Linked DNA regions of Homo sapiens: region 1 is linked to region 2. Evidence: chromatin contacts called from ENCODE Hi-C or POLR2A ChIA-PET data. All regions are on one chromosome and are shown on one strand. The core of a region is the stretch at or near the end of the contact, and the rest is flanking DNA. Distances in the headings are between cores, read along the strand shown. Region 1 overlaps CLSTN1 (calsyntenin 1). Region 2 holds the start of PIK3CD-AS2 (PIK3CD antisense RNA 2).

Evidence for each region. Hi-C counts contacts between places; a loop is a spot of excess contacts on that map. ChIA-PET counts read pairs that join two places held with the same protein, here RNA polymerase II (POLR2A). Pooled maps may share reads with other maps.
Region 1: a pooled map shows a loop between it and region 2 (4-fold over the local background). The contact joins the enhancer-like site here to the promoter of PIK3CD-AS2 in region 2. A Hi-C loop is called at or near these places in 4 of 50 pooled maps. POLR2A ChIA-PET finds 5 or more read pairs at or near these places in 4 of 52 experiments (AG04450, OCI-LY7, Panc1 and 1 more).

What each region holds. Positions count from the first base shown.
Region 1 is chr1:9,786,331-9,789,705 of GRCh38, forward strand. The region is part of intron 1 of CLSTN1 (calsyntenin 1); the gene reads right to left. Among named protein-coding and RNA genes, the nearest start is that of CLSTN1, 36 kb to the right of the region's middle. RefSeq lists enhancers at 1-494, 2,128-2,916. Within about 2 kb of position 1,526, at least 7 of the 41 ENCODE cell types and tissues checked have a DNase peak (open chromatin) inside an H3K27ac peak, as active enhancers do; they include OCI-LY7, where a contact is called at or near this core.
Region 2 is chr1:9,686,024-9,689,185 of GRCh38, forward strand. PIK3CD-AS2 (PIK3CD antisense RNA 2) reads right to left here and starts at 1,551. Exons shown (of 2, transcript NR_126367.1): 1 at 1,312-1,551. All of the region lies in intron 1 of PIK3CD (phosphatidylinositol-4,5-bisphosphate 3-kinase catalytic subunit delta), which reads left to right. RefSeq lists an enhancer at 1,306-1,475 and silencers at 1,526-1,665, 1,991-2,185.

The DNA.
Region 1 (3,375 bases), core at 276-2,775, 100 kb after region 2:
ACACAATGCAGCTGTTCTACGAAAGGTGAGGCTGGGCGCGGTGGCTCATGCCTGTAATCCCAGCACTTTGGGAGGCCGAGGCAGGCTGATCACCTGAAGTCAGGAGTTCGAAACCAGCCTGGCCAACATGGCGAAACCCCGTCTCTACTAAAAACACTAAAAATTAGCCAGGTGTGGTGGTGGGCACCTGTAATCCCAGCTACTCAGGAGACTGAGGCAGGAGAATTGCTTGGACCCGGGAGGTGGAGGTTGCAGTGAGCTGAGATTGTGCTATTGCACTCCACTGCAGCCTGGCTGACAAGAGTGAGACTCCGTCTCAAAAAAAAAAAAAAAAAAAAAAAAACAAAGGTGAGAGCTGTTTGCAAGCTCTGCACATCTGGATCCACTCTCTTGCTCACAGGCTGGGACACCTGCCTGTCCGCCACCAGGCGGTCTATGGCTGGGCATGGGCTCACCACTACCCAGCTCACAGGGCCTGAGAGCTACATCGGGCTCCTCGTGTTGGGGAGCGCAAGGCATGCATGGTGGCATCATGAGAAAAGACCAGGGAATGAGCAGGAACAGATGGAGGAGGAACCCCTATGTCCTTCTCCCTGGTGCACATCCCACCCTGAACACTAAGAAGGAAGCAAGGGGACCAGACCCTGCACATGAGCCTCAGGGTAGGATGCCAGGAGAGTCCCAAGAACGAAGTTGGGGGTGAAGAGGTGGCTGCAGGGGTGAGAAGAGAAGGGGAAGGGGCTGGGCTGAGACTGCAGTTTAGAGTCTAGGTATCTCCCGCACACGGAGATGGGGCTGTCCCCAACTAGAACTGAGAGCTAAGGAGGAATGACAGGGCAGGAGAATCCAGAAGAAGGGGCTTCTGTTTCCCCCTTCTTCCATCCATCCATCCGTCTTTCTCGAGGCCCAGGTAGTCTTCTAGGTACCAAGAAAATAATGGTGAGTAAAACAGCCCCTGCCCTCTCAGAGCTTGTGTTATGGTTGATAAAAATATGAATTTGAAACAGAACCTGCAAAGTAATCCTCACTTCCTACAATTGCAACTTTTGAAAGCTTAAAGTGAGCCTTCTAATTTTTTTTTTTTTTTTTTTGAGACGGAGTCTCACTCTGTCGCCCAGCCTGGAGTGCAGTGGTGTGATCTCGGCTCACTGCAAGCTCCGCCTCCCGGGTTCACGCCATTCTCCTGCCTCAGCCTCCCGGGTAGCTGGGACTACAGGCACCTGCCACCGTGCCCGGCTAATTTTTTGTGTTTTTAGAGAGACGGGGTTTCACCATGTTAGCCAGGATGGTCTCGATCTCCTGACCTCGTGATCCACCTGCCTTGGCCTCCCAAAGTGCTGGGATTACAGGCGTGAGCCTTCTAATTTTTCCTCCAAATTCCAAACAAGTTTTTTTAATGTGGGAAAATACACAGTATAAAAATTTACCATCTTAACCATTTTTAAGTGTACAGGCCAATAGCATTAAGTACATTCACACTGTCATCCAACCGTCACCACCACTACCCGTCTCTAGAACTTCTTTCATCTTGCAAAACTGAAACTCTGCACCCACTAAATACTAACTTCCTATTTCCCCTCCCCCAGCCCCTGGCAGCCACCATTCTATTTTCTGTCTCTGTGAATTTGACTATTTGACTAAGGGTCCGGCGTGGTGGCTCAAACCTGTAATCCCAGCACTTTAGGAAGCTGAGGAAGGTGGATCGCTTGAGTTCAGGAGTTCAAGATCAGCCCGGCCAACCTGGCGAGACCCCGTCTCTACAAAAAATACAAAAATTAGCCAGGCATGGTGGTGCCACACTTGTAGTCCCGCCTACTTGGGAGGGTGAGGTGGGAGGATCACCTGAGCCTGGGAGGTCGAGGCTGCAGTACGCCAAGATGGTGCCACTGCACTCCAGCCTGCATGACAGAGTGAGACCCTGTCTCAAAAAAATAAAAATAAAGAATTTGACCATTCTAGGCCAGATGCGGTAGCTCATGCCTGTAATCCTAGCACTTTGGGAGGCCGACATGGGTGGATCACCTGAGGTTGGGAGTTTGAAACCAGCCTGGCCAACATGGTGAAACCCCATCTCTACTAAAAATACAAAAATTAGCTGGGCATGGTAGTCCATGCTAATTCCAGTCACTTGGGAGACTGAGGCAGGACAATCGCTTGAACCCAGGAGGCGGAGGTTGCAGTGAGCTGAGATCATGCCACTGTACTCCAGCCTGGGTGACAGAGTGAGACTGTTTCCAAAAAAAAAAGGAATTTGAGGCCGGGCGCAGTGGCTCACGCCTGTAATCCCAGCACTTTGGGAGGCCGAGGCAGGCGGATCATGAGGTCAGGAGATCGAGACCATCCTGGCTAACACTTTGAAACCCCATCTCTACTAAAAAATGCAAAACATTTGCCAGGCGTGGTGGCGGGTGCCTGCAGTCCCAGCTCCTCAGGAGGCTGAGGCAGGAGAATGGCGTGAACCCGGGAGGCGGAGCTTGCAGTGAGCCAAGATCACGCCACTGCACTCCAAGCTGGGCGACAGAGCGAGACTCCGTCTCAAAAAAAAAAAAAAAAAAAAACAAAAGGAATTTGACTATTCTAGTACCTCATATGAGTGGGATCACACCACACTTATCCTTTTGTAACTGGCTTCATTAGCATAATGTCCTCGAGGTGCCCCCCTGCTGTGGCATGCGTTGGAATTCCTTTTCGAGGCTGGATGATGTTCCGTTAGAAGGATACCATGTTTTGCTTATCCATTCCCTGGTTAACAGACGCTGGGTTGCTTCCACCTTTTGGCCATTGTGAACAATGCTGCTAATGCTGGTGTACAAATACCTCAAGGCCCTGTTTTCTAATCTTTTGTGAATATGCCCAGAAGGCGGACTGCTGGATCATACGGTGATTCTATCTTTAGGGTGATTGTATCTTTGTGTTTTGAGGAGCCGCCATACCGTTCTCCATAGTGACTGCACCATTTTCCATTCCCACCAACCGTGCACAAGGGCCCCGATTTCTCCACCTCCTTCCCAGCACTTGTTATTTTCTGCTTTTTGATAGACCATCCTAACAGATGAAACCAAACATGCTTTATATCAAGTAATTTTACCTTCTCGTATTGTGTAAAATTGATAAGATACCAAAGTAGACAACAGAGAGTAAGAAGCCCCATGTGCTCCTCACTAACCACTATAATGATCCACGCAGAATGAATCTTGTTTGACTTCACTCCCACTCCCAACACCGATACCACTTATTTTGAAGCAAATGCCAGACATCATATAACTTCCCCTCTCAATACCGCATCATACATCTCTAAAAGATAACAACTCTTTTTAAAACTAACCATATCAAGTCCAATAGAGCTTAAAGGTAAAAAATAAAATAAGCTGGGAG
Region 2 (3,162 bases), core at 301-2,800:
AGCTGAGATTTCATCACAGCAAAAGTGTGATGAAATCACACATCACAAAGTGTCAGGAGAGGGAGAAGTGACTGATGCAGCAAATACTCTTCCATCTTCTAGGGCTCCTTGAAGGGAACAAGGGCTCCAATGAGTGGGAGCAGAGGCTCATTTGGTTTCCTGCCTTATGTTTTGGGATTTAACAAGAGGATTGGCCCTTTTAGTAGCAAGTAGAGGAGCAGGAATCTAATTTCTTGGCTCCATCATAGCTCACCGCAGACTTCTGGGCCAAGCAATCCTTCTCCCTTGGCCTCCTAAGTAGCTAGGACTACAGGCAAATGCCACCATGCCAGGCTAATTTTCTTTTTTTTTTTTTTTTAGTAGAGACGAGGTCTCACTGTTTTGCCCAGGTTGTTCTTAAACTCCTGGCCTTAAATGATCCTCCCACCTCGGCCTCGCAAAGTGCTGAGATTACAGGCGTGAGCCACCGTGCCCGCCTTAATTTACTCTGATTTTTCTTTTCTTTTTAAAATAGAGACGGGGGTCTCACTGTGTGGCCCAGGCTGGTCTTGAACTCCTGGGCTCAAGTGATCCTCCTGCCCTGGCCTCCCAAAGTGCTGGGACTACAGGCGTGAGCCACTGTGCCAGGTCTACTCTGATATTTAACAGTGGTAAAATTCATTTATCCACTAAATGACTTTATTTATACTCTCACTTAATTTCAGAAAGGACTGAAGGTACCTGAGCTGTGAACAAAGAATCAGAGACTGGTTTTTCCTCCATCTCTGCCACTAACTAGTTGTGCCACCTGGGGCAAGTCACTTGGTCTCCTTGTGTCTGTTATCCATGTGTGAGAGCCAATACTTAATATGAGTGCCAGGCACTGTTCTAGAGATTTTCCATGCATCTGTATTCACTCTTTTAATTCTTCTCTACACAATTTATTAAGGTCTCTATCTTTTTAGAGTTTGTCAGGGCAGTTCCAGTTCATCGTGGCAATACAAGAAAGTCACTTTTGGGGGCTTTTGCCATTTCAAAGAATCTTGGATTTTTCTCTGGGCTCCAGAGACACCCGTGCCTGACACCCCCAATTTGAACCCCCAGCGGATCATTGGGTTCCATTGCTGATGGGGACCTTGTGTTTGAGCTTGACTTTCCCTCCATCCATGCTGGAGATAAACGGAAGTCTTCGCGCAGGGGGACGATTGCAGGACGGGGCCGCTAGGGAGGAGGGCTCCCACACGTGGGGAATGGGGGTGGAGGAACCGCTGAAGCTCGTCTGCCCTTTGGAAAATCTCGTTGGTGTCCTAGCCCTGGGATCATTGTACTTACCAGGTTGGGGGGCTCTGCACCCAGAACTCCTCCCAGCCTCTGTCTGCCCGTCCAAGGTCCGGCGTGACTTCCGGTGGCTGATTTCTCATCTTGGGGAAATCCCCGCCCTGGGGGGGTCCGGTGTGGCCTGCAGGGAGCCTGACTCACCCGTCGGCTGAGTCAGGGGGTCCCAGCTGCCCTCGGATGTCTGCTGCACCGCTCCCCTCCCTCAGGCGGGGGACGGCAGGAAGGAGGGAGAGATGGGAGGGCGTGGGGGCGGGGCCGGGGGCGGTCTCCAGCCCCCGGCCCGGGCTCCGCCCTCTCCCGGGATCTGTGAAAGCACAGCCAGGGTGCGGGCGGGTGAGTGCCCACCTGGTGCAGGGTGTGAAGAGCGAGAGCGCGTGTATGAGCACGAGCGTCTGTGGTCTCTGTGTGTCCGTTTACATGATTGCGCCTGTGTCTGTGTGTGCGCATCTGCATGCGTGTCTTTTTGAGTGAATGTCTGTGTGTGACTTCTAGGGACGGCCAGGGAAGAGGAGTGTCCCCTCCCACCCTGGCCCCCCGTCTTCTCATCCTGGACTCCCTCTCTTCTCTCTCCTCCTTGGGGGGTGCTCTGGGCATCCGGGACCCCTGGCAAGGCTGCCGGGTGCTGGGAGGACGCAGAGGCCGCCGAGGGCGGAGGGAAGCGTCAGGCCTGGCTGCGCGCGCCCTGGCTAGGGAGCTCCGAGTCCCGGCCGCCTGGTCCTTTCATTCTGGGCTTCTTCGAGATTCTCGAGGGCTTCCAGCCGGCAGTGTTTTCTCCTTGCCGTCTTCTCAGGCACGAGGAAGGCTCCTGGAGCTCATCTGCCTGGGATGGGCGGCCCTGCCTTGACCTCACGTGCAGCAATTAGGACCACCAAGGAGTGTTCTTCAAACCACCTTCTACCACCCCGCGGGACACGCCAGGGCTGATTCTGGTGCTCGCACCCCGCTTCCTCCTCTGCGTTCCCCTGTGGCAAAGGTTTGTCTTGGGCTGTGGACCCGAAAGAATATTCTAAGGGGAGATGGGCTCTTGCAGAGCAAGAGGGGTATGGTTTCAGCACCAAACTAAACTGGTGCCAGCGCTAGCTCTGCCCAAGAGGCTGTGCAGACAGTGTTTGTGTGAGTACGTGAGGGTGAGAGTCCCTGCCCGCCTAGCTTCGGCTTCCCCACTTACAACCAAGGGAGAACAACATCTATCTTACAGTGTAGATGCCTGGATAAAAACTGGAGCGCCTGGCCGAGCACTTTGGGAGGCTGACGCGGTAGGATGGCTTGAGCCCAGGAGTTCGAGACCAGCGTAGGCAACATAGTTAGACCCCCGCCTCTACAAAAAATTTTAAAAAATTAGCTGAGTGAGGTGGTGCGCACTTGAGGTCTCAGCTACACGGGAGGCTGGGGTGAGAGGATCGATTGAGCCAGAGAGGTAGAGGCTACAGTGAGCTATGATCGCACCACTGCACCCCAGCCAGGGCAACAGAGCAAGACCCTGTCTCAAAAACAAAAACACTGGAGCGCCCAGAGTTTTTTTTAAGTGCGGGACAAGGATTGTCTCGGTGTTGTTACTGCACGCACACCGCCCGTTGTAATGGATAGATGCATTAGTGAAAGTGCTAGGTACACTCATTTATTTTCTAAATCTCACATATAAGGGAACCCCCGATGGAAAGGCCCATCAGCTAGGGAACAGCCAGCAGGCTGGATTTGAGCCCAGAGCCCGGGCTGGCCAATTACTCGAGTGAGTCTGGCTCCGGCTCTGTGACCTGGGTCCAGTACCCCGCCCTTTCTGCGGATGCCTTGCAAAGCGGGGAGCGGAAAGCAGTTTGGTGGACGACCAGCCCTCCCTTGCTTTGC